Regions from separate parts of the Homo sapiens genome. Here region 1 is linked to region 2. Evidence: chromatin contacts called from ENCODE POLR2A ChIA-PET data. All regions are on one chromosome and are shown on one strand. The core of a region is the stretch at or near the end of the contact, and the rest is flanking DNA. Distances in the headings are between cores, read along the strand shown. Region 1 overlaps SINHCAF (SIN3-HDAC complex associated factor). Region 2 has its middle 16 kb from the start of CDKN1B.

What was found. ChIA-PET counts read pairs that join two places held with the same protein, here RNA polymerase II (POLR2A).
Region 1: POLR2A ChIA-PET joins it to region 2 with 11 read pairs in OCI-LY7. The contact joins two enhancer-like sites. POLR2A ChIA-PET finds 5 or more read pairs at or near these places in 2 of 52 experiments (OCI-LY7 and activated B cell).

The regions. Positions count from the first base shown.
Region 1 is chr12:31,295,386-31,300,896 of GRCh38, forward strand. SINHCAF (SIN3-HDAC complex associated factor) reads right to left here. Exons shown (of 6, transcript NM_001135812.2): 2 at 2,692-2,839. The coding sequence starts at 2,819. Among named protein-coding and RNA genes, the nearest start is that of FLJ13224, 26 kb to the right of the region's middle. Within about 2 kb of position 3,251, at least 2 of the 41 ENCODE cell types and tissues checked have a DNase peak (open chromatin) inside an H3K27ac peak, as active enhancers do.
Region 2 is chr12:12,731,622-12,736,085 of GRCh38, forward strand. It overlaps a transcript of APOLD1 not described here. Among named protein-coding and RNA genes, the nearest start is that of CDKN1B, 16 kb to the left of the region's middle. Within about 2 kb of position 3,215, at least 3 of the 41 ENCODE cell types and tissues checked have a DNase peak (open chromatin) inside an H3K27ac peak, as active enhancers do.

The sequences.
Region 1 (5,511 bases), core at 2,001-4,500, about 19 Mb after region 2:
ATGCAAGCACATTTCTTTTGGGGAAAAAACTGTATCTATGTATGGTTTATAGATACAATTTAATCATCCTGGATGATCCCATTCCATTGTTTCTATAGAATATTTCAGAAATAAAATTATCTTCTAGATTCAACAAACCAATTCTATGTACGGCAATTTGGTTATTTTGAAATAAGAAATGCTTTTAAAATTAAATAGGCCAGGCTGGGTGCGGTGGCTCACGCCTGCAATCCCAGCACTTTGAGAGTCTGAGATGGGTGGATCACTTGAGGTCAGGAGTTTGAGACCAGCCTGGCCAACATGACAAAATCCCGTGTCTCTACTAAAAATACAAAAATCAGCCTGGTGTGGTGGTGCACACCTGTAGTCCCAGCTACTCAAGAGGCTTAAGCAGGAGAATCGCTTGAGCCCAGGAAGCAGAGGTTGCAGTGAGCCAAGATTGTACCACTGCACTCCAGCCTGGGCAACAAGAGCGAGACTCCATCTCAAAAAAAAAAAATTAAATAATTAAATAGGCTGGTGTGGTGGCTCACACCTGTAATCCCAGCACATCGGAAGACCAAGGTGGGAAGATCACTTGAGTGCAGGAGTTCGAGACCAGCCTGGGCAACACAAGGAGACCCCATCTCTACTTTAAAATTTTTTTTTTTAATTTAATTTAAAAAAATGCTTTTAAAATTAAAGAGTAAAACTCAAGACCTAAAAGAGATTCTGATTATCACGGTTTTAAACATTGCTGTTTAATTAATCTTTCTTGAAATGTGTAAATATATTTCTTTTTTGGTGGGGGCGTGGGGGTGAACAGGATCTCACTCTGTCACGCAGGCTGGAGTACAGTGGTGGGATTATGGCTCACTGCAGCCTCAACTTCCCAGGTTCAAGTGATCCTCCCACCTCAGCCTCCCTAGTAGCTGGGACCACAGGCACGTGCCACCACGCCTGGCTAATTTTTGTATTTTTTGTAGAGACAGGGTTTTGCCATGTTGCCCAGGCTGGTCTCCAACCCCTGGGCTCAACTGATCTGTCCGCCTTGGCCTCCCAAAGTGCTAGGATTACAGGTGTGAGCCACCACACCCGGCCTGTGTAGATATTTCATAAGTATCAAAATGCTAACCTTTGGCAAGTAAAATAATGTGCCATAATATTCCAGTTTCGCAGCAAACAAAACCAGAGAGGCACTGTAGTTTTAAAAAATGAAAATGGCCAGATGAGGTGGCTTATGCCTGTAATCCCAGCACTTTAGGAGGCTGAGGCAGCCGGGAGTTCGAGACCAGCCTGGGCAACATGGCAAAATCCTGTATCTACAAAAAAATAGAAAAATTAGCAGGGCATGGTAGTACATGCCTGTAGTCCCAGCTACTCAGGAGAGAGAGGTGGGAGGCTCACCTGAGGCCAGTGAGGTCAAGGCTGCAGTGAGCCATGACAGTGACACTGCAGTTCTGCCTGGGTGACAGAGTGAGACTCTGTCTCAAACAAACCAACAAACAAACAAACGATTATATTGCTGAGTAAGGTGGTGCACACCTGTAGTCCCAGCTACTCGAGAGGCTCAGACGGGAGGATCACTTGAGCCCAAAAGTTCAAGGCTGTGGTGCACAATGATCACACCTGTGAATAGCTACTGCACTCCAGCCTAGGCAACATAGGAAGACATTGTCTCTTTAAAAAAGAAAAGAAAAAAAGAATGATTTCCCATGTTAGAAATTACTTTCACCACTTTTTCTTATCAAAACATTTGTTGATCATTTATTGTTAATCCTGGACTTTTTAACTATTCTGAAGGTGTCAAAAAGGTCTGTGCCAACCATGCATGCCTTTTTAAATTTTATTTTTATTTTAGTATCTTCATTTCCTCAACCTCCCAGGCTCAGGTGATCCTCTCACTTCAGCCTCCGACGTAGCTAGGACTACAGGCATGTACCGCCACGTCTGGTGAGTTTTTTGTTTGTATTTTTTGTAGAGATGGGTTTCCCCATGTTGCCCAGGCTGGTTTCAAGCTCCTGGGCTCAAGTGACCCACCTGCCTCAGCCTCCCAAAGTGCTGGGATTACTAGCGTGAGCCACTGCACCCGGTCAAGCGTAATTTTTTTTTTTTTTTTTTTTTTTTGAGACAGAGTCTCATTCTGTCGCCAGGCTGGAGTGCAGTGGCGTGATCTCGGCTCACTACAACCTCCGCCTCCTGGGTTCAAGTGATTCTCCTGCCTCAGCCTCTGGAGTAACTGGGACTACAAGTGTGCACCACCACGCCCAGCTTATTTTTGTATTTTTAGTAGAGATGGGGTTTCACCATGTTGGCCAGGATGGTCTCGATCTCTTGACCTCGTGATCCGCCCGCCTCGGCCTCCCAAAATGCTCTCAGATTACTGGTGTGAGCCACTGCACCCAGTCAAGGGTAATTTTTTTAAAAGCCTTTTTAAAAATTAACCACAAAAGGAAGTCAACAACAAAAGGGTTTGTCTAGCTACAACTTTAAGGGGCTTCACGATTAATGTGGTAGCTCCTCATAATCTGGAAAAAAGTAGGCTGTCAGCATTGTTTGATTCATTTAAAAAGCAGGAGACTTACACAGCCTAAATTAGAATAAGTGATTTTTATTATTAGCACATTGTTCCAATCACCTTGCTTACAAATATTTCTGTATGCTGTGGTATTTTTTCACTCTAAGAATAGTACAAACATCAGGTGATCTTACCCAAAACAGCTCTGGAAGTCCTTTTCATAGCGTTTACTGTCAGTGAATCGAGAACTGGAGGACTTAGCTCTGCAAATACAGCAGCCCTCTATACTTCGGTACATCTTTGGCTTGTGAAAACCAAACATCTTTTCTTCTGGGCAATAGTCTGTAAAGCCAAGGGAATTGACATATCTTTGTTGAGGGCTGTAACAAGGAACCATTAAAGAGTTCTCTCTGCTCCACCCCACCCCCAAGCAACTTGGTGTTATATGACCAAGACAGGCAGGCAGCTCAAGGGAAGACCTCCTGGATCGACCTCCATTCTTGGCACTATCAAGGCAAGCGTATAAAACACAAAGAAAAGCCTAGTTATTTAAGGAGGACTCTACTACCTCCTAACTCGCCTAACAAACATGCAATCTAAAAATGGGGAAGAGAAGCATTTTTTAAAATCAGGTTTTGAAGTAAGAAATGCCACAAACAATCCTGTAAAATAATGAAGCTGTACACAATTAAGGATGCATCCTTAAATTTAAGACACACCTTTTTATTTTGCACATTTGCATTAACGTGATTCCCCTCTGGGGAAGTTTTGAGCATTTACCATGAATACTATTTGATACTAAGCACACAACTAGCTCACTATGCATCAGCCCATACTACTTTGCCTAATGGGAATTCAGAGGGGATTTCTTCTGTGATAAATGGGAAGTTCTAAGCAGTCAAGTTTGCCCCTGAATTGAAACTGCTGAAGGGAAGATGTAAAATTCACAAAAATCCAAGGTTAGAATTTAATAATAATAATTCCTTATTATCATTAAGACAAAAAAAGAACGAGCTCATGTTGTCTGACCGCTGATCTGCCCCTTAGTTGTTAGAGGTTTGTGGACCTCTTCTACAAGGCTTTGTGCCTGAGAGTAGTAACAGTGGGAGGCAAATGTCCCAGAGACGTAGAGTGAAATAAATTGCAGTCCTCCTGTTAAAAAAAAAAAAAATCTCAACGTCAAGGAAGGAATGAAAACAGCTCTGGGGCTGGATGCAAATATGTAGCTGGCAGTAAATCTGTACCTTAGGAAAAGTAATTTGGAATATCCAAATCAAGGGCCAGCTCACCAAAACAACCGGACTAAGAGAGGTGATGAAAAGGCAATGAATATAGAAACTAAACTCCAATGGACAAGTCAGAGGATGTGTGTATGTATGAGGGTCTAACTATAAATTATCACAAAATTATCACATAAAGCAACAATAAAAGAAAAAAATTTTTTTTTTTTTGGAGACAGAGTCTCACTCTTTCACCCAGGCTGGAGTGCGGTGGCGCGATCTAGGCTCACTGCAAGCTCTGCCTCCCAGGTTCAAGTGATTCTCCTGCCTCAGCCTCCCTAGTAGCTGGGACTACAGGTGCCCGCCACCACACCCGGCTAACTTTTTGTATTTTTAGTAGAGACAGGGTTTCAGCATGTTAGCCAGGATGGTCTCGATCTCCTGACCTTGTGATCCACCCGTCTCGGCCTCCCAAAGTGCTGGGATTACAGGCGTGAGCCACCGTGCCCGGCCAAGAAAATTATTAATATCACTTTCGTGTCCATAGTTTTAGGAGTTATTACCACAGAACACTATCTTTTTAAAGTTGTTTTAGAAATAAACTTAGATGAGTAAACCTAAAGCTTCAGTACAGTCATGTGTTGCTTAACAATGGGGACACATTCTGAGAAATGCATCATTGGGCATCCTTGTGCAGACATCAGTGTCCTCACATAAACCAAGATGGCAATAGCCTACAACACCCCTAGGCTATATGGGATAGCCTACTGTTCCAAGGCAACAAACTTATACAGCGTGTGACGGTACTGAATGCCGTGGGCAACTGTAATACAATGGTAAGAATCTGTGCATCTAAATATAGAAAAGGTACAAAAAAATATGGTATCATAATCTTTTGGGACCACCATCATATATGCAGTCTGTGGTTGACCGAAACGTCCTTGTGTGACATATGGCTGTATTTGTCTTTGGATTATCTCGTCTGATCCCATTCCATTCCAATTCTGGTTAGTATAATATAGCAAGTATTAATGAAAATGATTCAGAACCAAATATCCAGGCTTTTTATGTGTATTTTTTTGGTATTGAGGGGTTTTGAAATATAGACAGAGGTTTTACAACTTTTAAAAGAAAATTTTTTTAAAACTTTTATTAGCAAATAATTAGCTAAAAACTGAAGCTTCCCTTTCAAACAGGCTATTGTTAATAAACTGTTCCTCTGCCATGTTTTTGTTGGTGAGAGAGGCAGGCAAAAGAGTGGGATGGGGGCAAGGCAGAAGGCCTTCATGCATTTCAATAATTAAGTCTAAACAGTTACCTCTAAGAACTGTTTTAAAAAAAACATTTTTAGTTGATAATAATTTTAGTTAAATGCTTGGGAATTTGATGTCTTTGAGAGGAAGAAAAATGAGGAAGTACCCTCTACACAGTCATAAGAAAAGATCTAGAGAGGCCTGCTCAAATGAGGCAGATTTTTTTTTCTCAATCCAACAACAAACCCATATGATAACTGAAAAGAAAATCCTGAAGAAAATGGTCGCATGTTGCTTTGGAAAAAACAATGTCAAATGACAGAAGATTGCAGAAACAAGAAAGCAGAGTAGCAGTTATTGCTTTAATTTGTGTATTCCTGTTTTAAGGCAAAATGTTAATACGGCCCTCGTCCTCACACCACCCTGCGCTCTTCTCCAAACTCGCCCAACAGCTTGCATTACCATCAAGAAGGTCAGAGAACAGTTCCTCTAATACTCTCCAACTTCATCCATAACTCTTGGAAACTTCAGCCTCCCTTCT
Region 2 (4,464 bases), core at 1,965-4,464:
AACACAGTTATCGGAAAAGAAAATATGAAAGGCTTTTAATAAATGAAAACATGCTCAATTGTAGACTATTGGGATATAAACCATATACAGAATATATAAATATAGGGAAATTGAGGCACTCAGATACAAAGACGGCCATTATTCTTTCTTGACAGTTTAATCCTTGCTTCCCTCCTTTCTACCTAAGGGTTAGTGATATTTTTCCAGCTTCATTGGTGACCAAAGAAGCAAAGAGTTTGCATGCGTGGAAGCCACGACCGTCTTTCAGGTTCAGTGTAAAATCCCTCCCATCCAAATAATGTTATCTTTAGCTTAGTGGCATCTCCTTACTTTGTACATAGAAATCCCCCGAATCAGCCTCTTAAGGCCAGCACAACTATAAGTATGTAAGAGGCTGATGCTCTCAACACATCCCCATCCATTCCTGCTTTTAAGTTTAATGCCTGTACGTTGCTGGTGATACCAGTCTCTCCAAAACCATCACCTTATTCTGGCTTTTCGTTCAAGCTCTCTATTCTCTTTTAAAAGCCTCATGAAGAGTTGATTACATGATAAACATAAATTGTCTAATTAGTAGAGAGAAACTATGCTATGCAATAAATGGTGTTAGGTTACAGCTAACCGTTTGGAGAAAAATATTAAATCTCCCTTACATACACACACATTTTATATACTGCGCATTTAAAATGTATGTACTTTTCAGCTGGGCGCCGTGATTGTTAATTACTGCTGTTATTACCGTTAAGAAAAATAAATATTTTAAATTGGCATTTAATAAAGAGATTCAAATATGCAAAAACAGTTAAAATGGTTTGGTCTTAATGTGTTATGGAAACTTTACACCTGTAATCCCAGGACTTTGGGAGGCTGAGGCGAGAGGATCACTTGAGGTCAGGAGTTTGAGACCAGCCTGGCCAACATGGCGAAACCCCGTCTCTACTAAAAGTACAAAAATTAGCCAGGTGTGGTGGTGCATGCCTGTGATCCCATCTACTTGGGAGGCTGAGGCAGGAGAATCGCTTAAACCTGGGAGGCGGAGGTTGAAGTGAGCAGAGATTACACTACTGCACTCCACTCCAGCCTAGGCAACAGAGTGAGACTCTGTCTCAAAAAAAAAAAAAAAAGAAAAGAAAAAAGAAAAAGAAAAAGCATGTACTTTTCTACGAATTTAATTTTGAGAAATAATCAGACGTATGACTAAAGATATATTTATCAAAGTAATCACTATAATGTTAAATATTAGATTTTAAAAAGAACAAAAGAGTAAACAACCAAATAAAAACCCTTTAGATGTAGGGTTACAGAATTGATTATTTGATTGAACTAACCATAGTATATGCAAGAAGGGTACAAATTATAGCCATTAAAACACCCTGGGTAGCTTTATATGTATTAACAGTTATATATCTTGGCTGGGCAGGGTGGCTCATGCCTGTAATCCCAGCACTTTGGGAGACCGAGAGAGGCAGATGGATAAAGCCCAGGAGTTTGAGACCAGCCTGGGCAACGTGGTGAAACTCCATCTCTACAAAAAACACCAAAAAAAAAAAAAAAATTAGCTGGATATGGTGGCACAGGCCTGTAGTCACAGCTACTCAGAAGGTTGAGGTAGGAGGATCACCTAAGAAAGGAGGTCTAGACTGCAGTGAGCTGTGATCACGCCACTGCACTCCAGCCTGGGTGGCAGAACAAGACTGTCTCAAAAAAAAAAAAGTTATATGGCTTAATGTTAAAGTTTCCATAGCACATTAAGACCAAAAGCAGGCACAGAACAGTATCTATGGTATGAATGTATTTTTGTGAAAAATTTAAAAATTCACATGTATATAGGCATACAATTGAAGGTTACCCACCACATTAACATCTGTAGTTCCTATTTCTGAGGGCAGGATTATGAAGAGACTTTCCCTTAAACATTTATGTACTGTTTGCATTTTTAACAGTAGATTTTAACAAGGAAAAAACCATGAAGGTATTTCAATTTTTTTTCTTTTTTTTTGAGACAGAGTTTCGCTCTGTTGCCGAGGCTAGAGTGCAGTGGCACGATCTCGGCTCACTGCAACCTTCGCCTCCTGGGTTCAAGCAATTCTCCTGCCTCAGCCTCCTGAGTAGCTGGGATTACAGATGAGTGCCACCACACCCAGCTAATTTTTTGTATTTTTAGTAGAGACAGGGTTTCTCCATGTTGGCCAGGTTGATCTCAAACTCCTGACCTCAGGTGATCTGCCCTCCTCTGTCCCCCAAAGTGTTGGGATTACAGGCGTGAGCCACCGCGCCCAGCCGGTATTTCAAATTTGAAATAATTATTTTTACAATTTCTTGAACATGGAATCAGAGTTTTTATGTCTCACATACGGTCTCATTCTTTTCGGACATTAGCAGAGCACAAGGCATTTCTTTAATAATTTTTCCTCCATTTTTCTATCTAACTTCAGATGCCATTAAATCTGTACATGAGTTATGAGGAGTGTATGCATGTTTGTGTACATGGTTTGGCTTCTGGGGCACATAAATGAGGTATAAATATTATCCCCATTAACTCAAGGATATCTTAACAAACCATGGAAAATTGAGGTTATTCCATCTTTTTGCCATATGGGATTTTACTGGTAACATGATCCCAAAACTCACATTCCTTGATCTTTGGCACTTGGCACACTCAGGGAATCCGCCTGGGAATTCACCAGATCAACTCCCTGCCTTAGATTAGTTACTTAGGACATAGTGCTGGGAAAATAGTTTTACATTTCAAGTTAGCCGACTAATCTTTGGCTGTCCCTCTCCATGTGACTGACCTGGGGCAAATCTTAGAATCTCAGAATATTGGCTATGGGAGACCACTGTATCGATTCTTTCCATTTTGCAGATGAGAATATTCTAATTCTTGATTTCCTGTAAAGTGGGGAAGTTAAACGAAGATGATTTATAGATTCCTTCTGGCTTACAGCTCTGTGATTCTTGTTTCCTAGTCAAGATCACACATTCCATCCCTGTGGATCAGGTTATTTTTCAGGGAAGCTAGAGTCCTGATTTTTGGCCACAAACCACATATTCAGAATCAAAAGAAGATGATCTTATAATAGCGTAGGCTGAACAATAAACGTTTATAATCTCACTAGAAAAAAAGCACGTGAATGTGTAACCTAATGGTTGCTTAGTAGTGCCAGATATTGCTGCATTGTCGCGTGCAGTCTCTGGGAGCCTTTACTAAGGCCAGGCTCTGTGGGCTTCAAGGTCACAAACAGGAGCGCTGGCCTCCTGGAGCTCCACAAGGCGTCACAGCTGTAATTATTCCATGGAATTTAGGTGAGTGTTGTGAAGGATGAGTGCCATGAAGGGACCTCAGAGCTTCTGCTTCATGCTGTAGCAGTTTGGATCCCAGACAAGGTGACTAACTGAGGAAGCAAGCAGGGGCTAAAATCGAAACTCTTTCCCCAAGCCAGCCTGTGTTTACTGAAAAGAAAAGGGCCTTTAAAAATCCACCAACACTCCCTTTAGCTGAGCAGCCACTTATAGTCCCAGCTACTCGGGAGTTTGAGGTGGAAGGATCCCTTGAGCCCAGGAGTTCCAGTCCACCTGAGCAACAGAACAAGACCCCATCTCTAAAACAAACAAACAAACAAAATAAAAAATGCCATTCCATCCCCCTCACCTGCAGTGCCTTCCCCTATGTTCCAGTGGCTGCCTGTAGGATGCTGTAAGAGTTTGAAACAGGGGCCCTGACCTAGAGCGAGGGTTAGAGAATCCCTCCTAAAGAAATGACTTTCAAGTTGAGACCTGGAAGCTGAGCATGAGTTAACCAGTTGAAAGGAGGAAAGGAAGGAGAGTGAGCCAAGCAGAACACAGTCCAAGGCTGCAAGTCAGAGAAGAGCTTTGAAAGAATGTGCTTGTGGCTGGGGGGCAGTGAGCCAATGGCAGAAGGAATGAGTGCTGTGGCTGGAGTGATGGGCTTTTTAAGCCACATTAGGAATTTTGGACTTTAAGTGCAATGGGAAGCCACTGGATAATTTAAAGGTGACTTGGCAGGCACAGTGGCTGATGCCTGCAATCTCAGTGCTTTGGGAGGCCAAAGTGGATTGCTTGGGAGGCCGAAGAGGATCATTCGAGGTTAGGCATCGAAGACCTGCCTGGACAATGTGAGGCCTCATTTCTACAATAAATAAATAAATAAATAAATAAGCCAGGCATGGTGGTGAGCACCTGTAGTCATACCTACTTGGGAAGCTGAAGCAGGAGGATCGCTTGGGCCCAGGAATTCACAGTTTTAGTGAGCTATAATCCACCACTGCCACTCAGGCCTGGGTGACAGAGTGAGATCTTGTCTCTAAACTAAAATAAAATAAGCTCACACCTGTAATGTCAGCACTTTGAGAAGCTGAGGCAGGTGGATCACTTGAACCCAGCCTGGGTACCATGGCAAAACCCCATCTCTACTAAAAATACAAACAACTAGGCTGGGAGCAG